Regions from separate parts of the Homo sapiens genome. Here region 2 is linked to region 1. Evidence: chromatin loops called from intact Hi-C (ENCODE). Cell type or tissue: psoas muscle. All regions are shown on one strand. Links, peaks and the distances in the headings refer to the core of each region. The heading gives the core; the rest is flanking DNA. Region 1 overlaps RSPH9 (radial spoke head component 9). Region 2 overlaps LOC105375070 (a long non-coding RNA gene).

The links. A loop is a pair of places that touch in the nucleus more often than their neighbours do. Peaks named below come from ENCODE experiments on the same cell type or tissue, not always from the same donor. Only the 100,000 strongest peaks of a DNase experiment are listed, where the experiment ranks them.
Region 2: it touches region 1 in a loop (2.2-fold over the local background); 4 of 110 quality-filtered maps call a loop at or near these places.

Annotation. Positions count from the first base shown.
Region 1 is chr6:43,663,961-43,671,960 of GRCh38, reverse strand. It overlaps RSPH9 (radial spoke head component 9), which reads right to left. Exons shown (of 5, transcript NM_152732.5): 5 at 1-1,172. The coding sequence ends at 1,012. MRPS18A (mitochondrial ribosomal protein S18A) reads left to right here. Exons shown (of 6, transcript NM_018135.4): 6 at 55-759. The coding sequence ends at 199. Among named protein-coding and RNA genes, the nearest start is that of MRPS18A, 20 kb to the left of the region's middle. RefSeq lists enhancers at 1-468, 3,075-3,234, 3,325-3,414, 4,035-4,184, 4,805-4,874 and a silencer at 1,661-1,900. In psoas muscle, for the core only: CTCF peaks have their summits at 3,515 (motif pointing left) and 4,557 (motif pointing left); DNase peaks (open chromatin) are centred at 2,320, 2,720, 3,520 and 4,540; H3K4me3 peaks cover 1,740 bases; H3K27ac peaks cover 4,269 bases.
Region 2 is chr6:43,808,461-43,824,352 of GRCh38, reverse strand. The region is part of intron 1 of LOC105375070 (a long non-coding RNA gene); the gene reads right to left. Among named protein-coding and RNA genes, the nearest start is that of LINC02537, 36 kb to the left of the region's middle. RefSeq lists enhancers at 7,020-7,079, 7,200-7,249. In psoas muscle, for the core only: a CTCF peak has its summit at 6,955; DNase peaks (open chromatin) are centred at 6,992 and 10,952.

The sequences.
Region 1 (8,000 bases), core at 1-8,000:
CGTCCAGCTTGGGCCCCCAGCCCTCACAGGCACCTCTTTGTTCTCCCTCCACAGGTACCTGACGCGCTGGGCTCCTGGCTCCGTCAAGCCCATCTACAAAAAAGGCCCCCGCTGGAACAGGGTGCGCATGCCCGTGGGGTCACCCCTTCTGAGGGACAATGTCTGCTACTCAAGAACACCTTGGAAGCTGTATCACTGACAGAGAGCAGTGCTTCCAGAGTTCCTCCTGCACCTGTGCTGGGGAGTAGGAGGCCCACTCACAAGCCCTTGGCCACAACTATACTCCTGTCCCACCCCACCACGATGGCCTGGTCCCTCCAACATGCATGGACAGGGGACAGTGGGACTAACTTCAGTACCCTTGGCCTGCACAGTAGCAATGCTGGGAGCTAGAGGCAGGCAGGGCAGTTGGGTCCCTTGCCAGCTGCTATGGGGCTTAGGCCATGCTCAGTGCTGGGGACAGGAGTTTTGCCCAACGCAGTGTCATAAACTGGGTTCATGGGCTTACCCATTGGGTGTGCGCTCACTGCTTGGGAAGTGCAGGGGGTCCTGGGCACATTGCCAGCTGGGTGCTGAGCATTGAGTCACTGATCTCTTGTGATGGGGCCAATGAGTCAATTGAATTCATGGGCCAAACAGGTCCCATCCTCTTCATGACAGCTGTGAGCTCCTTACTGTGGGAGAGCTGCAGGGAGCCAAGGTGGGCTGCCTGACACACTTGCCGCTCTCGTGTGAATCCAAGAAACTGCGTTCCTCAAAGGGGCCCTGGTTGTCACCTTCTCCCACAGCCATTTCCACCCATCGTTGTCTAGAATCTCTTTCATTAGCACATTCCAACCCCTCTGCCACTTGGTTTAGAAATGAGCTCCCTGGCTCAGTGGGCCTTTCAGAATCTGGAACCAGACGGAGGTGGAGTTAAGAAGATAGGACAGAACAGGCAGGCCAAGTTCACTGAAGCTTAAGAAAATCATGTTTAGACTCTGTTTAAAAACATCCAGGCTGGCTCCCATTCTATAGCATGAAGGGCAAGTCCATGTTCTTCTCGCCAGTGCCCACGTAGACGTAGCCATAGTTCTTGGTGCGGGGAGCATGGTAGAAGGTGAGGCCCGGCCAGAGCAGGCTGCGCAGCACCACCAGGGCATTGCCCCTCTCCATCTGGATGCTCCAGGACCCTGAGATAAGACAGGCAGGAGGTGAGGCCTGGTGCTGCTGGAGCCACAGCTCTGCCCTTCATGCTGTGGCCCCTGGCTCCTTGGGCAGCCAGGCCCAGGTGCTATGGTTCCACTGGGGAGAGACCATTTAATTCTCCAGATGCTTTACTCCCTGATTGTCTTTTAGCCATTATTCTTTTCGTTTTAAGAGACATGGTCTCACTCTGTCACCCAGGCTGGAATGCAGTGGCGCAATCACAACTCAATGCAGTCTTGACTCCTGGGCTCAAGCAATCCTCCCACCTTAGCCTCCAGAGTAGCTGGGACCATGGGCATGCACCACCATACCCAGCTAACTTTTCTGATTTTTTGTAGAGATGGGGCCTCACTGTGTTGCCCAGGCTGGTCTCAAACTCCCGGGCTCAGGCGATCCTCCCACCTTGGCCTCCCAAAGTGCTGGGATTACAGATGTGAGCCACCACGCCCAGCCCTTTTAGCCATCTCACTGCTCATTAAAACCACTTTCAGAGGGAGGGCAAAGGAAATGAAAAGAGGCGAAACTCAAACCAGTCTGTTTTGTTCCTGTCAGCAAGTCTAGCTAAAGGTTGAGTGGGGGAGGAGGCTGAATCCAATCCACAGGCAGAGGGGAGTTGGGCTGGGCCAAGGGAGACACCAGCTCCTCCCACACTATACCTAGTGCAGTCACCAGTTCTAGTGTGGTTTGCCACTACTTGCCATTTTGCTGTGTCTTCCCCATTTCCTGAAGCCTCTCCTGAGTTGGATTAGACCAGACCAGGAAAGGAAGGCTCAAATAGAAATTTGGGCAGTTCAGGCCTCCTAGCTCAATGGCCCTTTCTGGCAGCTGGTAGACTGGGAGCCATCCTTGGTGGGAGGGGACTTGGGCTGCCCCTAATGAGCCTTTGTCCTAGGTTCTGCCCTGGTTTTTGTCTCCCCACACAGGAGCAGCCCAGCTCAGGGCTGAGTCGTGCAGCCATGAGGACTTGGCTGGAAGGGCCTGATTAAGCTCCAGAACCGAGGGAGGGAGCCACAGTGTGGGAGGAAGGAGCCTGGGAAAATCGCCTCTGGATGCAGATCTGGGGCTTCTATTCCCCTGCGCACTGAGGCCTCTCCCGGCCCAGCCACAGCCCTGCTCCAGGCCCTGCCAGAAAGGCAAATGCTTTGAAAGTTTTGGTGTTGGACCAGCCAGCCATGCGCTGAGAGCTTCTCTGAGGCCTTCATCAGCTGCCAGCTCAGCCTGGCTGCTTGGCTCCTGCTGCCCCAGCTTCCCACGGGCCACCTCCAACCATGGTTCACCCTAGTCACTCCACACCCTGCAGCCTCACAACTCAGTGCCCACCCACTGGGGGCCACCCTGCATCCAAGAAACCTGATTGCCAGGAACCCCTGACCCTCATGGCAGCTCATGCACCCTTACTCAGGGTGCAGCCGCCTGCCCAGGTCAAAACCAAAGTTTTCTGGGCGTATATAGTTTGGCTGTCCCTGGTCCTGCTCAGGGAGAAGCCAATCGCAAAGCTCACTTTAGCACCGTGCAGTGGCCAGCACCAAGTGCCATCGCCCATGCAAAGGATGACGTCAGCCCCCTCCAGCCCACACAGTGCCTGCTGGACAACATCAAGAAGAAAGTAGTGCCCCTGTGTTAGCGGGGCTCCGGCTGGAACACTGCCCCTGAGAAGGAGTATTTCCCCTGACTCTTAAAACTTTTCTCTGGGTGCTTGAGGTCCTCTGCCTCTCAGACCTGCCCTCAGAGTTTGAGAGTCCCTAGCCTGGTACTTTCCTGGTCATGCATCTCCAGAAAACAGATTGTTTAGGATTGATGAGGGTGGGGGTCCAACAGGACAGAGTGTTCCAACTCCACTGCTTCAGCCTTGGACAAGAAGCACAGACCCAGGGAGATCCGATTCCCTCACTTGGTCACCCCACCAGCCTAGAGTATCGTCAGGGACCAGGCTCCATAAAGACAGTCCCTCAGCCCCTTGAACTAAGACCAGACTGCCTCATCTCTATCTGCCTACTGAGGGAGGGCAGCTTGCAGCCTGCCTGGGCTAGGTGCTGCCCTGGAGAAAATGGAATCCTGGAGTCCTCCAACCTAGACCCTTGTCAGTTCATTGTTGCCAGCACCTTGGCATGCCTGGGCAAGGGCTTGGTCCTGCCCTGCCCTCACACCAGCCTGCCTGCCTAGGCTTTGGCCACCTCTTGCCTCCAGTAGATAATGCAGGGGGCGGGGGGCAGTGTTCTTGGACGAAGTGGCCTAGGCCTATCAGCAGGGGCTCCTACCCAGAGAGCAAGGAGAAACTGGCAGGGGAGCTAGGGAAATACAGTGCCCCCGCCTGGCAGGGGGCAGTGCTGCGCAGGCGGGAGGGTGCTGGTGGAGTACGGTAGCGGCATGTAGGGCCAGCCAGAAAACAGCACTGCCTCCCTCCCTCGCATTCCTGTCACACTCCTGTCCTCTCATCGTCCCTGGCTCAGCTGGTCGCCCGGGAAACACAGACTCAACGTGCCAGGAGTCACGTAGCATCTACCTGAAGAGCCAAGCACTTGCTGTCACCTTCACCCACTTTCTTACTGCAACTGCTGAACAGGCTGAGCCCAGCCAGCTGCTGTCACCGCCTCCAGGACTCGGGGAAAAGCCCCCTGCAGACTTGGTGCTGCAGGTTCACAGCCCCCGCTCTCTCTTCTCTCCCCAAATCCCTCCTGCCCCCTAGCAGCCACTCTTCTCCAGAAGCTGTGTTTTGAGGATGTGATGGGTACAGGTTGGTAAATCAGGAGGGGTTCCTCCTGGGTTTCCTGGGCCCACAGGGTCTCACCCACCTTGCTAGTATGGAAACCTCAGGCTAGGGCGTACTTACTCTAATTACATTCTCCTGCCATCCTGGAAGAAAGGCAGCTCTGGGATTAAGATCGAGGGACAGTAGGCCAGGCTGGGGACCAGGGCTGTCCAGGGGCAACAGATGGCTCAAACCCTCTCAGATGAGCACCAACAAAATTTTTGTCACATACAAAAAAAAAATGGCCATGGGTTCCCAGTGGGAGAGGCACCCCCATCCCCTACAAGGGCCACAAGAATCATATACCCCCTAGAGGCCTGAGGACAGAGGAGGAGGAGGAGGGAGAAACCTCTGGCTGCCAGACCCGTATCAAATCGAGTAGCAAAGGCAGGCCCCGTGGCCCAGAAGGCTGAACACTTGTCAGCCAGGCTTCCAAGGAACTGGGGCAGGAAGAGCCACCTGCGCACATCCCGAAGGGAAGGCTGACCCTGGGCACCATGTTCCCCCCCGCGCCCATGCCCGCCTCACTCGCCCCCTTCCCGGTCCTCAACCACCACCAGCAGCAGCTTTCAAAGGCTGCTTTCCAGGTAGGCAGGCAGGCGCGTTGCTGCCCTCTGCTGCCTGAACTGAGCATTGCTGCTGAGGAATTGCTTGGGAAGGAGCCCCAGCCTGTGTGCACCTGGCAATTCTGAGACCTTTGCACCAGCCCAGAGTGGAGCAAGGAGAGGAGCAGTGGCCCTCCAGCCCTCCTCCTTTACCTCCCAGGACACCGATGCTTGCAAGGCACCCTCTAGTTTACATTTCCCTTTCCCATCCTCTGTTTCATTTGATCTTCCCAAACCTCTGAGGCAAGGGAGGTGTTTTTCTTATTCCAAGGGCATCACAGGTGCCTGTTGTAGCTGCTCAGTGGCTATTTGCTGATATAGTGGATGTTCAGGGAGCATCGAATGGCAAGATACTACCTAGGAATCTAGGCTCCTGACCGGGCGTGCTGGCTCACGCCTGTAATCCCAGCACTTTGGGAGGCTGAGGTGGGCAGATCACCTGAGGTCAGGAGTTCGAGAGCAGCCTGGGCAACATGGTGAAACCTCATCTCTGCTAAAAATACAAAAATTAGGCGTGGTGACATGCGCCTGTAATCCCAGCTACTTGGGAGACGGAGGCAGGAGAATTGCTTGAACCCAGGAGGCAGAGGTTGTAATGAGCTGAGGTTCCAGCGAGACTCTGTCTCAAATATATGTATATATATGGCCTCCTGACCCACGGCTGCATCTATGCCACCTGGCTGCAGCCCAAGGTCAGAGAACTCTTAGTCATTACCCTGGATCCGGCAGGAGGATGGTCCTGCCACCCCAGAACCAGCTACCCACTCCCATGGAACTTTGCGGATCCCTGGACACGGCATGACAACTCATGAGGACAACAGCTCTCCCACTCCTCTCTTCAGCCAAGGTGTCTCTTGTCACTTTGGCCAAGGGACAAGATGCGGAGTCGTTGGCCTACCTCATGGACACAGAGCAGGAGTCCCAGGAACAGGGCCAACCAAAACCACACCTGCTCAGAAGCCACGTGAAGTCACCCTGAACAACTGCCTCAGACCCTGAAAGGAAACAGTTATCCTAACTGGCCAGAAAACAGCTGCCAAATCCCATCCCTCCAGCCAGTCCTGGTGTCCCAGGGAACTCTTCCTTGGGATTTTGGCCCCAATTAGCAGCCCAGCCCAGCTGCTGCCTGCCTGGCAGGGGAGCCTCCAAGCAGCTCAGACTGCTCTTTTCCTAGCTGATAAGGAAAGGGGACCGGGGAGGAAAATCAGAGCTGTCCGCTCTCCTGTGACCATCCACACTTCCACTCCATCGCCATGACCCTCATCGAACCATCGTGAGAAAAAGGTGGGCCTAGGCTGGGCACGGTGGCTTATGCCTGTAATCCCAGCACTTTGGGAGGCTGAGGTGGGTGGATCCCTTGAGCTGAGTTGTTCAAGACCAGCCTGGGCAACACGGTGAAACCTCATCTCTACAAAAAATACAAAAACTAGCCAGGCATGGTGGTCCACACCTGTAGTCCCAGCTACTCGGGAGGCTGAGGCAGGAGGATCACTTAATCCTGGGAGGCGGAGGTTGCAGTGAGCCAAGATCATCCCACTGGCCACTGCACTCCAGCCAGGGCAACAGAGTGAGACCCTGTCAAATTAAAAAAAAAAGAAAGAAAGAAAGAAAGAAAAACTGGTAGTAGTGGCTCTGGGAGGAAGGACCTGAAGAGTATGGGGAGGTTTCCCAAGGTAAGGCCAGGAGCATCCCTCCCCTGAGGCCCACATGCCCAGGAAATGCCAGGAGTCCTCAGCTTCCAAGGTTCCAGCTCATAAAGCAACATGGTGGGGTGGACTGGGAAGTGAAGCCAGCAGCTGATCCTGCAGCCCTGAGGTCACCATCAGGGCAGGATGCCTAGGGCCTTGGGTCACTGCAGCTCACCCACCTGCCAGGCCCAGATGCCACACCTCCCATAGGCCTGATGAATTCACTTGCCAACTGGACACATCAGAGTGGCTCACCAGGCTGGAATGCAATGGTGGCCAATCACAAGTAACCTCAAACTCCTAAGCTCAAGCGATTCTGCCACCTTGGCCTCCCAAAGCACTGGAATTATAGGCATGGGCCACCTTGCCCAGCCCCAACCCCAGCAGCCTTTAGGAAGACTCCAAAGCTCCACATTTTACTTCTCCTGTTGCAAGGAAAGACAGCTGCCTCCAGGGTCCACCTTACCCGAGACAGCAGAGGGCAGATAGGGCTGATGGTGTTCCCTTAGGAAGACTTTGCTGGGCCCCACCCCATCTAGCTGGCTTTGGTCTTGGCTGCAGAAGCTCTATCACCCTCTTCACCCCTCTTGCTGCACAGTGGATGAGGCTCCACGGGCAAAGCAGCACTACTGCACCAGCCCCTCTCACCCAGCACAAAGGAGAGTTTCATCTTCTGATTCTGGAGCATCCAGCTGCAGGTAAGAAGGCTGCAAAGGGCTTGCCAGACACACCCTGAATCAGGGGACAGGGCTGCTGCCCTCAGATTAGGGGAATGAAGAGGACTTCTGTAGGCCCACCCCTCAGCCCCTGGCTCTGAGGTTCCATCACCACCGCCGTTCCAGGCTCCCTTTGTCAACGAGGGACGTACAGCACCCTCAGCCTCCTGACAAGTCTGGGAGCAGAGATGGAGGAGATGAGGGGAGTCTGAGAAGTATGTCTGATGGGCGAGAAATGCCCCAACCCCTATAGACCCTCTTCATATCCCCCTACTTGTCCGGAGACCCTCCTCTCTGTCACTACAGCACTGGCCCTGCTCAGAGTAGCTTGACTCAGATGTTCCTGTATGATGGAAGCCCAAATGGCCACTCCTTGGTGGCAGCTCCTACCCACTCAGAACCATTGCCTGGCCCCTGGGGCACTGCAGTAGCCCTGAAATGGCCTCATGATTCCTGGTTTGCCTTGCCCTGTCTCGCTCCACCTGTGTACCACTGCCTTATTGTCACAGACCTGCTCACAAGCCACCAGCAGCTTCTACTGCCTTGGCCTTCTAGGCCCTCCTAGGCCTGCCCCAACTCATCTCTAAGGACTTTCTGCCACTAAAAAAATTAATAATAAGGCCAGGTGCAGTGGCTCACGCCTGTAGTCCCAGCTACTCAGGAGGCTGAGACAGTAGAATCACTCAAACCCGGGAGGCAGAGGCTGCAGTGAGCTGAGATCATGCCACTGCACTCCAGCCTGGGCGAGAAACTCCGTCTCAAATAAATAAACTCTGTCTCAAAATAATCATCATCATCATCATCATCATCACAGGTTTACTTTGATATATTGCTCTTCACAAACACTGCAGTTTTTATAAATTGAAGGTTTGCATGTGTAAAGCCAGTATATCAGTGCCATTTTTCCAACAGCATATGCTCACTTTGTATCTCTGTGTCACATTTTGGTAGTTTTCACAATTTTTCAAACTCTTTTTTTTTTTTTTTCGAGACATTCTCATTCTGTCACCCAGGCTGGAGTGCAGTGGCGTGATCTCGGCTCACTGCCACCTCT
Region 2 (15,892 bases), core at 3,704-11,703, 150 kb before region 1:
TCCTGGTCCTGGGAACAAAAGTCATGCCCATGTTTCCCTGGCAGCTCAAACCCTGCAGCCTCAGAGGCCAGGTTTAAAGCCCTATCTAAGGTACACAGCATTATCTCCATTCCTCCCCGTGGGGGAGCCCAGGCCTCCTGGAGGGCCTGGCTCCCACTGCTTCGTTAATATTTACCATAACTGGAAAACAGCAGGCACACACAGGCATGGGCTCCCTTCCCAGACAGAAATGTGCACTCAGCAAATCACCCCTGTGGATCCCCAGGAGCCCCTTCCACAGCTGGGCGGGCACCAGTAGAACAGACTAGACTGGTGACATCAAGTCTCTGCACACCCACTGGCAGCCCTGGCTCCTTCATGCAAGGGAGGACCAGTGAGACAGGTGACTGACCAAGACCCCACCATCCATACACGCGGCTGTTGAGCATTTGAAACATGGCTGGCCCAAATCAAGACATGCTCTGGTGTGGAATACATGCCACATTGTGAAGTGTTTGCATGAAAAATAATGTAAATTATCTCAACAAGTTTTCATATATTGATTGCAAGTTCACCTGTGCATTTTACTTTTTGATGAGGCTTCTAGAAAATTTTAAAATAGAGATATGGCTCACAGTATAGTTCTATGAGACAGCACTGACCCAGAGTGCTACGGGAAGTGTAGTTTGGAGGCTGCCCTTTGCCTTCTGCCTGGCGCAGGATATAATCACCACACCGGCTCCAGCTCCTAGAGCCTGTCCTGTTCTCTGAGAACAGGAGCCAGGTCTCCCTTCCCTCCTAATTTTCCCTGAGCGCCCAGACGTTTGGGAGCAGGGATAGGCGGCGATGTGAGGAGCCAGCCAGTCACGCTGTCTGCCAAGTCAGTGACAGGGTAGCGCAGGGAAGGCCAAGTCCCCAGCCCTGTGGCCACCATTATAAGCCTCCTCTGTGCTGATTAGTGATCAAATTAGAAGTTGCTCATTTCCTTCAGGTGGATTTTAGAGGAGGCATTGTTTCCTCAAGACTTAAGATTCAGGCATTCAACAAGGTGTAGATGAGAACACACCTGGGTTGGAAATGGCTTGGAATACTCAAAGATTACAAATTTTCACATAGAATTCACAAATAAATGTAGGAAAAGGCATGGCACAATGTCTGTCTTCTTCCGTCTTCCACTCAGCCTTGTCCCATCATTTTTTATTGTTTTTGTAGAGACGGGGGTCTCATTATGTCGTCCAGACTAGTGTCGAACTCCTAGCCTCAAGCGATCCTCCCCCTCGGCCTCCCAAAGTGCTAGGATTGCAGGCGTGAACCACTGCAACTGGCCAGCATTCCACCATTTTTAGACACACAACCCACCTAAGTCCCTTCCTCCTAGAAGAGCTCTTCTTGCAAAAGAAGGTCCCCCAAGTCCATTCTTTTCCAAGCTCAACATTCTAGTTCTTTACCCATTTCTCACGAAGCCTCCTTTACAATTATTTAACTCCCTGTGTGCTCCTTGAACAGACTCCACTGTGTCTCCCACCTTACTGTCCCCTAGCCGAACCCAGTTCCCCTCATTTGGACTTGCTGCTGCTGAGCCCAGGGGGCCAACCGCCTCTCTCATTCTGGATACGATATGTCCATTAACCCACCCTATAATTGCCTTGCTCTTCAGATTACTACACATCATTGCTGACACACAGGGAGTTGTCAAAATTCTCTAAGTCTTTTGCACTAGGTACATTTACCCTCTCTCATTATGTAGTTGGCATTTGGGACCTGGAAATGTCACCTGGTATCACTGTGTCCTCTATTCTTCCTTGTATCGTGGCCACCTGTCTTGGTTCTTCTGAGTCCTGATTCTCTCACTGATGGCTCGCTTTTCCACCCAGGGGGAACAGAATCACATCTAGGCCCTCGTCGGAATCATTAGCTAGTGGTGGGTCAAGTGCTCACCCCCACCACTCTTGGAAAGTGCTCTGGTCAAGGTACCAGTCCTACGATCAATCCTCAGTCCTCATTCCACTTGGCCTTTTGGCACCATTTGTCACATTTGGCCGCCCTCTTTTTTTTTTTTTTTTTTTTTTTTGAGATGCAGTCTTGCTCTGTTGCCCAGGCTGGAGTGCAGTGGCACCATCTCGGCTCACTGCAAGCTCCGCCTCCCAGGTTCACGCCATTCTCCTGCCTCAGCCTCCCAAGCAGCTGGGACTATAGGTGCCCACCACCACGCCCAGCTAATTTTTTGTATTTTTAGTAGAGATGGGGTTTCACTGTGTTAGCCAGGATGGTCTCGATCTCCTGACCTTGTGATCCCCCCGCCTCGGCCTCCCAAAGTGCTGGGATTACAGGTGTGAGCCACCGCACCTGGCCCACCCTCTCTTATGGAAAGGTTTTTTCACTTGATTTTCAAGTCATCACACTCTCTGGTTTTCCTCCTTCCTCCCTGGATGCTCCTCCTTAGCCTCCCCTGCTGGCTTTTTCCAGCTTCTCAACTCTTCAACACTGGGATGCCTCATGGCTTGTCCTTGGACCCTGGTCTTCCTTATTTTCATTTACTCTCTTTTCACACCATCAGCAAAAATATAGGGAAAAAGACCCCCTCAGACATTCAAAAATGGCCACAACTTCTATGAAATTTGGAAATTTGACAATACCTGTAAATATTAAACACACATACATTCTTTGGCTCAACAATTTCACCTCTGAGTATTTATTCTACAGAAACACATACATATCACATGTATCAACCACGTGGGAAGTGATATATAGACATACAACCCTGTTGACAACTCCCTGTGTGTCGGCAATGATGCATTATTCACTGTGGAAATCTTGATAAGAGACAAAGACTGGAGACTTTCGGAGGCTGGTTGAATCCATGATGAGGCATCTATACCACGGTGCTCCACCAGCATGAAAAGAATGAGGCAGCTTCACATGCACTGCTATGTAAAAATCTTCAAGACACATTGTTAGAGGAAAGGAAAGTTAGAGTTTTTAAATGGCAAGGAAAATATGCTACAGTTTGTTTTTTTAAAGGGTAGGTAGGTAGATTAGATTAGATAGATAGATAGATAGATAGATAGATAGACAGATAGATAGATAGATGATAAATGAAAAAGATTATATAGATCATAGATAATAGGTAGATGAAAAGATAGATGAAAAAGATTAGATGATAAATAGATAATAGATTAAAAATAGATGATAGATGATGATAGATATATAGAAAGACAGATTCATATAGAGGAACTGTTTGGCTAAGAGTGAAGGGTGAGAGGAAGACTTTTCATAGTATACCTTTTGTGCTTTTTGAATTTGATTCAATGGATATTTCTTATCTATTTCTCAACACTCCTATTTTTTCAGTTGACCTGACACAACTAGTTGTGGGGAGCCCATGCTGGCTCCTGGTGACCTCTTTCCTTTTCTATTGTCTTTTTTTTTTTTACATTTACTGATGTACCATAAAAAATATTACAAATGATACAATGAAGAGGTGCATAGGGCAAGGTATGTGGGGAGGGTCACGGAGCTTCCATGCCCTCCCTGGGCTGGCCACACTCCAGGAACCCCGTGTTCAGCTATCCGGAAGTTCTCCGAATGCTGTCCTTTTGGAGTTTTATGGAGGCTTCATTACGTAGGCATGACTGACAACTCCGTAGAAATATGATTGGACAAAAAGAGTATGATCTCACACTAACATACAGAGTAGGAACCCAGCAGGGCCTGTCTGTTTGGATTCTTCTTGGCCTCTCTGTGCAGCATTCTTTCCTCCAGAGGATGGGGCAGGACCCTCTCTGGAATAAGGGTCTTTTGACCTACAATCAGATTAGAGTCTTGCCTTGGGCAGGTAAAAGGAGGACAGGAGAAATTTAGAGAGCAAGATTCTGTAAGCACCCCAACATTATGACAACCATGTTATGACAACCATGTATCAAAGGCTATGTCTGTATCAAGATTGTATCAAAAGCTATGGGAATTATGAGCCAGGAACCATGGACAAAACCCTACACACACACACACACACACACACACAATCGTAATATCACAGGCCATTCCCTTGTTTTCAAACATGAATCCTTCACATCAAAAGAATGTACAACTCAAAACATACTGCCACATCTGCTCAGTTCTGGGAATTACTTTTAGTTTAAAAAAAAGAAACATACTGCCACATTGCGAGAATCCCATTCAGTCATTAGTAATTAGTCCAGTCAATCATTGTAAGGTACGAATATGTCTCCCAGGGGAGGCCACTCAGGCTTGTAGGCTTCCTTTCAATCTTGTCAGGTTCCAAAAGCATGAATGGTCTCAGCAAACATCGTTTTCACCTTTTGGGCATCTGTTATAATTGAGCTAAGCAATAATGTCGTCACTTGCTCTGAGTCTCTTTGAAGGTGTTAATGTAATGTTGGACTTCCCTCCATTTATAACCCATTTGTTCATTCCTTTACCCTCAGCTACTGTTTCTCCTTCTCTCCATTAATACCCAAACTTTTTCACCTTTGGAAGGGACATTAGAATCGCCACTGTGCTAGTCTAGTTTGCAGGCAGCAATACAAGCTTAGCAAGTACTTCCTCCTCAGTTCGCTCCCATTCAGATAGGGTAAAGTTACATAGGTGCAGAACTGGTGAGCTATTTTTACCACCAGGCAATATAGCTGCATTCACTCTTAGCCCCACTTTTGCTAGGTGGGGTAAAGGCACAACCCTCCCCCATTAGGCACTTAAGAATTCTGATGTAAGGTTTAAAAGCATAGTGACAGTGTCTTGCTTAGAAATCATCCCTGCTTCCAGCACTTTTGGTTGCAGCCCTGGTCCTAGAACCACTGCATCAGGCAGGGGAAAAAAATTTTTAAGGTGATTTGGGGAAGAAAAAATATATATAGTCGTTATACCAGTGTACTCCTCCCTTGGCAAGAATTGCATCGTCATACCAGCATCCTCCCTGCCCCATCTTCCCCAGATCAACCAGAAAAACAGAGAAAAACCCAGTGGGGACGCCTCTTCAGTCCCACTCATGTTGAGGTGAGCACGCACTTGTGAAGGCATGTAAGCCAGCCCTGCGTGCTTTCATCTCGACTTTGTCTTAGAAAACCAATTTTTATTTTTATTTCATTTATTTATTTTTGAGACAAAGTCTCACTCTGTCACCCAGGCTGGAGTGCAGTGGTGCAATCTCGGCCCACTGCAATCTCCGCCTCCTGAGTTCAAGCATTCTCCTGCCTCCTGCCTCAGCCCCTGGAGTAGCTGGGATTATAGGTGTGTGCCACTATGCCCAGCTAATTTTTTTATTTTTTGTATTTTTGTATTTTTTGTAGAGACGGTGTTTCGCCATGTTGGTCAGGCTGGTCTCGAGCTCCTGACCTAAGTGATCCACCCGCATCAGCCTCCCAAAGTGCTGGAATTACAGGTGTGAGCCACTGCTCCCGGCCAGCAACTGATGTTTTAATTGCCCATTCCACTTCTCTATCAAACTCTTACTCTGAGGAGGATAGCTATCTGCTCATTGCTGGATATTATGGGCTGTACACTGTGTTCCTTGGTCTGAAAAAAGGATGGTTGGCCATCCAAATCCATGCGATATTTTCTGTTCTGGTTTTTTTTTTTTTTTTTTATGGCACTCTAAAAATTTTCATCTTCCACCAGGTAAGCAAAGTCCACTCCAGAGCCAGTGTCTATTTCTGTCAAGACCCACTTGTAGCCCCTCAGGGTACCACTCACTTGCCAGCTTTCTTTAGGGCCTTCCCACCAGGGAAATGGCCACATAGCCATTGGCAGTCTCTGGCTCTCTTGCTGACAAACAGAACAGTCTTATTAGCAGTTTGTGCCGGAGAGGGTACAAAAGGAACATGTCTAGATCCAGCCCTTCTCTGCACCCCCATCTCTGCTCATTTCAAGGACCCAGGTGAACACCTCAAAGAAACAGAGATATCTGCTTGTCAATTCCAGTCACCTTGCAAACATGGAGAGGGGCTTTCTTAGTGGGCGTTGACATGTTCTACTTTAAGGCACCCCTCAGATTTCCACAGGGCCATGCCCCGTAAGGGCATTTCTTCAATAAGCCAGGTTTCTATTGCCCTTCTGCCTAACCATCTGGCCAGGCCATTGGCCAATGCCCATGAGTCGGTAAAAACCCAACCACAGGGGCTTCTGGCATCGTTCAATTCTTCCATCGCTGTTAGGAAAGCAGCATGTGATTCAGCCCACCAAGCTGATTAGTTTTTACCTTCTTGGATCATAGTAGCAGCCTTCCAAACAGGAGGTTGTCCATTTACCTTGGAACTGCCATCCACAAACCAAGCAGCTATTTGCTGGTCAGTTGAGAGCACTGTAGGATCCACAGCTCCTCACACAGTTCCACAGTCAGTCCTAGGGTGTAATGAGGCTCCCTGCTCATATCTCCTCCTTACATTCCTCAGGTTGCATGATTCTGTATAAGCCATTTCCATTTTATTATGGAACCCTCCTGGGCACTGCTGTCCTCATTAGAGTGTTTTTCTGACATCACCCGGGACAGCATGGATGTTTCAGGTGTCAAGATCATTTTATGTCCTTCAGACATGGGGTACCAAGGATACAATGAACAGATGCGTAAGACAAGGTATGCAGGAAGGACGTGGAGCTTCCATGCCCTCCCTGGGCGCACCGCCCTCCAGGAACGGCCATGTTTCCAGCTATCCAGAAGCTTCCCACTTTTCTAATGCTCACTAACTACTCCTTCCATAATCCACAAGGATCCTTGCCCAGGACTCTTTTTAAAACTCAGAACCACGTTTTTCCCTTCTCAAGGCCCCCGTGCTCTTGGCTTTCTCAGGTGGGACAAAGTGGCCCCAGCAGTCTGGTTCACAAGCTTCCTTTGTGCCCCAAGTGTTGTTTTATGGGGAGAGGCCCTTTGAACACCCCAGCAGCAGTGGAGAGGGGAGGGCCCATCCCACCTCCAGGGCTCCCTGGGCCTCTGTGTCATCTACTGCTGCCCTCTGGGTTTGCAGGCTGCTCTCCTGCCAGGGGGCAGCAAGGAGCCCTACTCTTCGTACACTCCCCACCCGTGCTGTGTCATCAGGCCCAACTGCAGCCTCTGGATCCCTTGATCTTGACTGGCTATGATCACAGCTAAACAAGCCTGGGTTGCCCCTAGCATCTTTCACAAACCTCTACCTATTTTTATCTTCCAGAAACTCTCTTTACAGGCCCGTAGTCCTGTCTCACATCTGTCCTTCCCTTCTCTGTTCAAGCCTCCTTAACACAGCAATTTGGCAAAGAGCTCTCCTGCCACACACTGATTTCTGTGGTCACCTCCCTTCTTCCTTCATTACTGGGACGCAGACTACCCTGTGTGGGATTGCACAGTGTCATGTACATTTTTGAGAGCTTCCCAGCCCTCTTGAGACAGCTATCCCACCCAGAGATTCGTGGCATGGAACCCTGCCTGTCTTTTTGCTGAAATATTGGCAGTCTGACTTTGGAAAGTCTGTTCCAGGCCCAAGTCTGTTCCAGGCCCTCCACAGCTCTCATCTGGATGGCTGCAAGAACCTCCTTGCTGGTCTCCCTGCTGCACTCTGAGCTTCTCACGGCCTCTCCCACCCACCCAATCTCTGTACCAGCATTGAGTAATATTTCTAAATTGCACAGCCAGCCCTGCCCCTGCACTGGCAGAAGCCAGGATAAATTGGTTAGACAAGGTTGACAGCATGACTTTCAAAGCCCACCGTGGCCTGGTTTCTTCCCCTCTCCACCTGCACCTCCTCTCTCTCTCTCTCTGTCTCTCTCTCTCCCCATCACTTAACTAAATATCTAATTGTGCTCACTTTCCTGGACATACTAGGTTATTTCACATGTCTATTTCTGCTTCTGCTCCTGCTGTCAATCTACCTAGGATGACGTTGCAACTGTTCTTGATACAGCTGCTCTAAAACTCACTCAGGAGCCACCTTTTCCAGGAACCCTTCCCTGAGCCCCCAAGTTAGGCCAACTCTGCTCCTCTGGTTTCTCTTTGCATCCTGAGCCTATCCTAGCTCTTACCACACAAGGCAGGCACTGCTCATCCTACCTAACAGTGATTCTGCTCCACCCTTTCTTCCTTGCCACCAGAACCTCACCTTTTCGGGTGACAATGTATCTAGGCCCAGAAGATGAGTCAAGCTTCATCTAAGACATCACCAGCATCCTGTTCCTATTTGCTAGTCCCTCAGTTTCCCAGCCTCCCTGAAGCATTTCCTCTCAGTTGTGCCCAATGATACATGAGAGGTCATTTTCAGAGGGGGTATCTGGGAAACACGTTTCTTCCCTGATAAAAATAGAGCCCCTTTCTCTCCTTGGCTTTTTTCTTTTCTGCCTTGAATATAATTATAGGAGTCACCATAGCAGCCATCTTGTGACCAGGAGGCAACAAGCATGGAGACAAAAATTAACACGTTGAAGATGGCAGAGCAGAAGGATAGAAAAAGGCTGAGTTTTGATAGCATCATTGATGTCATCCTTTCACCAAAGCTGGAACCCTCTGCCTCCAGACTTCCAGTGATGTGATATTGATCAATGTCTTTATTGCTCAAGCCACTGTCTGTTGGGTATTCTGTTGCTTGATACCAAATATATTCCCAACTGATGTGGGCTGTCATAAAAACAATCTTGGTATCTGCCTCCATGACTAGACTCCTTGAGGGCAGGAATGGTGTCTTATTTTTCTTAGTATTCCCAGAGCCTAACACAATGACTCAATAAATTATGGTTCGAAGGAATTAAACTGATGACTTCCCTTCCCTCTCGATTACAAATAACAGAACAGGTCCACTTTAAATTTTTTTTAATTTTTAAATTTTTTTTTTTTAGAGACAGGGTTGCACTATGTTGCCCAGGCTGGACTTGAACTCCTGGGTTTAAGTGGTTCTCTCACCTCAGCCTCCTGAGTAGCTGGGACTACAGGTGCACTCCATCAAGACCAGCTGGTTGCCTTTAGCCCAGGTTTGCCCTGTCACTGAAGCTTTTCCAACCAATCCCTCCTTCTTCCATTCACTTCCCCCACCCTCTGAAAGATTAAATGGTCCCCAGAGCCAGTTGAGAACAGTCCAGATGCTCTGCCCTAGCAAGTCCTCACAGGTGAGGTCCCCACCCGCTGTGTTGCCTTGGGCCAAGTGGTCATCGAGAAGGCGCCATCCACCTCCTCCTGCTGCCTCCATGGCTGGAGGACAGGACACACCCTGTTAGCCCTGATATCTGGATCCAGATTTCTGCTGTTCCAGAGAACCTCACCTTCACTCTCTTTAGGAATAGAACTTCCTTGAAGCCAAAAAGTTGGCTTTCAGAACAGGCCCCAGGCCTAGGCAAGTACAGACACCTGATTAACAAAGAGGCCATCTGGGTCAGCCACTCCCACTCCAACTGCCATACCTACCTGCCTTTCCTGAGCTTGGCTTGGGAAAATCTTAAGTTCCAGAAGGAACCACCACCCTGTGCCCTAGGTCTGCTCATTAAATATAGATCTAATTATTTATGGTACAAAATATACTTTTAAAACCTAATCAGTGTTGAGCACTTAAAGACTGATAGCATTTCGTATCGATTACTGGGGGCTCCAAATATGTGTACTAAATACTGAATGCAGAACTCAGCTTCTTATAAAACTTCACAGAAAGTATCACCCAAGGACAGCTCTCTGACTCGCCCACATTGACATTTGGTAACTGGCCTCGCCTAGGGACTCACCCATCACCCCTCAGTCCCCCTGTGAAGCCTTCAGACAGAGGCCCACCTCATGGAGGGCTCCAGCCGGGTGCTCTCCAATGTGCCTGCCCATTTCTGCTCCCACCAGCCAAATCAAGCATGTCCCAAAAGCCATTATTTCTGTCCCCAAACCTGTTTGCCAGTTGTGCTTGTTATTGTAAGTATGCAGTTTAATAAAATATGACACAAAACAATGAAATATGATGTGAAAAGAAAGAGTTTTCTTCTTTTCTTAAAAATCCAGGTTGAACACTTTGGAAGAGTTTGGTAACAGGAAACAGCTGAAAAAATTGCCATTGAGCAAGGCATAGAAGAGACAGACTATAAAGAATGGTGCTGGCGGGCAGGGTGGAGGGCCTATTCTGGAAGGAATCTACCCTTGATTGGTTCTTAAGAGCCAGGAAGTTCTCACTCCACTTTAAATAAACCAAAACCAGAACCCAAAGAAGTGAATATAATGGGTTAGTTTATGCCAGAAGACCATTCATGGCACAGGAGGGCCTGTGCCCAGGGGAAGGCTTCATTCATACATCAAAATGCTGGCACATGTTAGCACATCCATAGGGCTCCAATTAAAATGAAATCTTTACATTGTACAGGTTTTCTTTCTTTATGATCATTTGTCAAACTAACCAACTACAAGCCTTGATGGTATTGGATAGGAGGGCCTCACCGCACCAATTGTAAGTCCTGCAGCAAAGGCTTTATCACTGAGCCCCTGTTTCCTTGTGGATTTTCATCTGCCCCACCTCAGAGGACCGTGAAGATTACCGGGCGAGCGAAGCAGCCAGTAAAGTGCCTGTCGTTAGCAAGTATCAATTCTCCATTCCCATAAATGGTCTCACCATCCAGCCAATTAAGCAACTCAGAAATCTCGGAATCATCCCCAGCAGCTCCCTCTCCTTCCCTTCCGAACTCCTTCTACACCTCGCCCATCACCAAAACCCTGCCAAGTCTCCTGCTGAAAAACTCCTGATTATCCTTGGAGCTCCAGCCTCATAGAAGCTGCCCTGGACCAAGCCATCACCCTCTCTCGCCTGAGATCCCTACCTGGCCCTGCTGCTTTCACTCTCACCCCCGCCCCAGAATCCAGCCTCCTCCAGCAGCAAGAGGGATGTTTTAAAACATGACTGTAATCATGTCACTCCTTTGCTTAAAACTCTCTGGCAACTTTCAAACCTCCTTCGAATGACTGAGAAAGCCATACACACACACACACACACACACACACACACACACATACACAGCTGCACCCGCCACCTGTCAGTTCCTCAGAATGCACTCTGCTCCTTCGCACTTCAGGACCTTTGTACACACTGTCCCTGCAGCTTAGCACAGTCCTCACCCCTTCCTGGCTCGTTAACGCCTACTCATCCTGCAGGCCTCTACTTAAATGCCATTTTCTCAGAAATACTTTCCCTTTCACTTATACTAAAAATATTTATTCAGCACCTTCTAATGCCAGGCATTATTCTAGGTCATGTCTTGGGAAGACAATCATGAACAAGACAGACAAAATCCCTGCCCTTGCCAGGTGCAGTGGCTCATGCCTCTTCGTGAACAGAGTGCCGAAGCCAATGGCTCAGCACTTTGAGGGGCTGAAGTGGGGGGATCGCTTGAGGCAGGAGTTCAAGGCCAGCCTGGGCAATATAGCAAGACCCCATCTCTACAAAAAATACCAAAAAATTAGCCAGGCACAGTGGTGTGTGCCTATAGTCCCAGCCTTGGGAGGCTGAGACAGGAGGGTCCACTGAGCCCAGGAGGCTGCAGTGAGCTATGATCATACCACTGCACTCCAGCCTGGGAAACAGGGCAAGACTCTGTCTCTTAAATAAATAAATAAATAAACCCCTGCCCTCACAAAGATTACATCCTAGTGGGGAAGAAAGGGAATGAATAATTAAATAAATACTATTTTCAGATGGTGATAATAAAGGCATCTGATCACAATATGATTCATTTTATTATTAGAAGAAATAAATTATTACAAAAAATTCATATTTTTAGTCGCTTAAGGAAATTAGGTTTGAACAATATATCAAAGGCATTTATTTATACCAGTGACTGTTGAAATTTAGTTCTAGAATGTTGTTTCTGTTTGTACAATTTTTAAAATGTGACTGTGGCATGTTCCTTCAGTCAAAAAATAAAATAGAATACAGTGGCACCACTCATGGATACACACACATGAAGACACAGACATTTGAGTCGCTTTTGAGGTCACACACATTTGAGGTCAAAAGTGACATGTAGAGACATCACAGGCTCTCATGGGTATACATAAAAACACACCAGACACAAAACATGTCCCACACACACACACACACACACAGTCATTTGGAAACACACAGAGACAAGAGGCCAGGATGTTAGCACCACTACCCCTGACCTCCCTGGCACCTCCTACATCCCCACCTGCCAAGCTTGACCCTGACTGCTTGAGGCACCATTGCTGAAGGTGGCATGTCTCCCTCCTCCAAGGACATCTTCAGGCCCTAAATTCTGCCCCTACTACCAACAATTACCCAGCAACCTGAGCCCTGGCAGAGGCCGAGCTTAAATTAAAATAAAGACAGATCAAGGTACATTGAAATTTTGTGGTCATTCTCTACTGTGACCTCTACTCACCCCCAACCCCCAAGCCCAGTATCACACTCAATACCTATCCCATCACCACCATAGACCAACCCCACGCACCCCACACTCACCGAGTGCACACACTCCCACTGGCCCTGTATGGCATGTCACTACCTCTGCCCACAGACCCAGATCCCTCAGGTCTAAGACAGGTGTACTCACTGGAAATCCACAGGCACATGTAACCCCCATCCTCACATCCCCACACTCACACCCACAAGTCACACAGTCCTATGCAAGCCTGTCCCACAGTACATGCAGATGCAGATCAGCCATTAGACTTCTCAGAAGATGGGAACATATGGGGTGTGAACCCCACACCCACACATACCCAAGGTCCATGCACTGCCCTCTCTCCTCACCACTACCTGAAAGGTGTGACTCACTGCACTTACACCCAGAGCCAGCCATGCAGGACAAAGTGGTACCTCTCCACCCCCAGCCCCCAGCCAGCCTCCAAGCCTCCCCATCACCCACTGCCACCTGACACCACCTGCCACACTGCCCGAGAGCATCCAAGAAAAGGCCAAAGTCTTCAGAACAAGGTCCCTGCTGAGTGGGAGGGGGGTAAGTCACAGGACCTGAGGTGATGTCAGAGCATAAGGACATCAGAAACCTAGTAAAGGCTGAGCCCTGGGCAGAGGGCACAGCTGACCGCCTAGGCCTGTGTAGGCCTGGCACCCCTGGGGCACAGCTGGCCATGGCAGCACTCCACTTTAAATAAACCAAGGTCATCATGTGCCATTCTCTGCATGGGGCTGGGGCCTCCTTATCTCTCCCACCCACCCACCCCCAGCTTAAATCATCTGTCATCACACGTAAGTCAAATTTGCCCATTCACCAAACACAGGGAGACAGATGTAGAGGCAGTGTAGGCATGAGTCACTTCAGAGCCCCAGATGAAGGAGCCACATGCGCAGCATCATGTGTGCCACCACACTCGGCAATTTTTTTCTTTTCTTTTTCTTTCTTTCTTCTTTTTCTTTTTTTTTCTTTTTTTTTCTTTTTTTTTTTTTTTTTTCAGATAGGGGGTTCTCACTATGTCGCCCAGGCAAAAAATGAAGGAATTCTGACACAGGCTACAACATAAATGAACCTCAAGGACATCATGCTAAGTGAACTGAGCCAGTCACATAAAGACAAATACTGTATGATTCCACTTATTTGAGATACATGGGATAGTCAAATTCATAGTAACTGACCAGGGAATGGAGGACAGTGGGGCCTCCGCAGGAGTCTGCCCATTGCCACTGGACGCAGCGAAGGATCAGGGATGTCTCCCGCTTTTGCTCCAAGGCTTTTGGCTCCAGGGTGCCTCTGAGAGTAACAACGATGCCAAGGAACCAGCCAAAATAATCACATCAGAGAGACTGTGACGGAAGACAAGGCCAGCACTCTACAGAAGGCCTCATGGTCTTCTCTCTGATCCCCTGATACCAAGAGTGAACCAGGCAGCCAGCAAGGTGTAAGGAGAACAGACACAGAATGTCCTGGGCCCCTCTGTGGGAGCAGAACAGCCCTGAGAATCCATGATTCTGTGACTTGGGGCAGGGGACACAGAGGACAAAGAAAGGGGAGAGCAACAGCCCTCCTCCAGCCCCTCCTCTTGACCTGCCACCTCCACCTGAGTCCACACCTGGAGAAGTGACTGTTCACATGGACGAAGTGTGGCCAGATTCGAGGTTACAAACCTGCTGCCGCAGCTCACTCAGCCCTTGCCCCAGCCCAGCCCCAGGAGCCCTTCATGAAGGTCTGAGAACCAGCAGTTTCCCTTGCTAGGGGCCCCTGCAGGGCAGGGGGAGACGAAGACCCAGTGTGCAGCAGGATGCCGGAGAACAGGACTGATAGGGGCTCAGAGCTGCAACAGAAGAAACTGAGGGTGGCATGAGGAAGGACTGCCTGCACGACAAAAGACAATTTAATTTGATTAACAAATACTGGCTGAGTGCCAGCTCTGGATCAGGCACTGTGTTTAGGTGCTGGGCCATAAGAGATGTAGAAAATGTATTCTATGCCCCCAAAGAGCTGAGACTGTAACATCATAATAATGACAGCCAGCATCAGCACAGTGTTTATGAGGTGCTAAGCTCTGTCCTCAGTGCTTTTCATGTCATTTGATCCTTTCAACCAACCTTCTAAGCTAGATAACATTATTATTCCCATTTCAAAGATGGCAAAGACACGGAGGCGTATGAGAGTTGAGTAACCTGCCAAGGCTGCATAGCCACGAGCCAGGTTTGGAATCTGGCACTCTGGCTCCAGGGCCCTCGCTCCAGCCATGTTGCTCTCCATCCGCCTTCTGTATGGCAGTGGCAGGTCATCATGTGCCCATTCTCCGCATGGGGCTGGGGCCTCCTTATCTCTCCCACCTGCCCACCCCCAGCTTAAATCATCTGTTATCACACGTAGGTCAAATTCACCCATTCACCGAACACATGCTGAGCACCCACTACATGCCAGGCCCTATGCTGGTGCTGGCCCTTAACGAGTTCTTTGCCTGGTGGGTGACGTCATCCAGATAAACACAGGGAGACAGACGTAGAAGCAGTGTAGGTGTGAGTCACTTCAGAACCCCAGATGAAGGAGCCACATGCACAGCATCAAGAACTAGGGCCATTCATGAAAAGTATAAACTTGTGTGCATCAAAAGACTCTACCAACAGAGTAAAAAAGTGGTCCACAGTATGGGAGAAAATATTTGCAAATTATATATCTGGTAAAGGATTGATACCCAGAATATATAGGGAACTCCTAAAACCCAATAACAGCAACAAAAATTCAAAAATGGGCAAAAAGACTTGAGTAGACCTTTCTCCAAAGATGATATACAAATGGCCAATAAGCACATGAAAAGATGCTCAACATCACTAATTATTAGGGAAATGCAAATCAAAACCACAATGAGATATCACTTCATACCCATCAGGATGGCTACTATGCAGAAAGCAGAGAATATGGAGAAAATGGAACACTCTGCACTGTTAGTGGGAATGTAAAATGGTGCAGCCACTGTGGAAAATATGTATAATGGTTCCTCAAAAAATTAAAAATAGAATTGCCATAGGATCCAGAAATTCCACTTCTGGGTGTATACGTAAACCCAAAAGAATTGAAAGCCAGGTCTCAAAGAGATACTTGTACACCCATGTTCATAGCAGCATTATTCACAATAACCCGAAGCTGGAGGCAACCCAAGGGTCCATCAATAGATAAAAGGACAAGCAAGATTATTTAACATTTAAAATATTTAAAATGAAGAAATTCCTTTTTTTTTTTTGAGATAGGCTCTTGTTCTGTTGCCCAGGCTGGCGTGCCATCGCATGATTGCAGCCCACGACAGCCTCAACCTCCTGGGCCCAAACCATGCTCCCACCTCAGCCTCCTGAATAGCTGAGATCACAGGCACACCACCGCACTCAGCAATTTTTTTTCTTTTTTCTTTTCTTTTTCTTTCTTTCTTTTTGTTTTTTTGTTTTGTTTTGTTTTGTTTTTTGTTTTTATAGATAGGGGGTTCTCACTATGTTGCCCAGGTGAAAAACGAAGGAATTCTGACACAGGCTACGGCATAAAT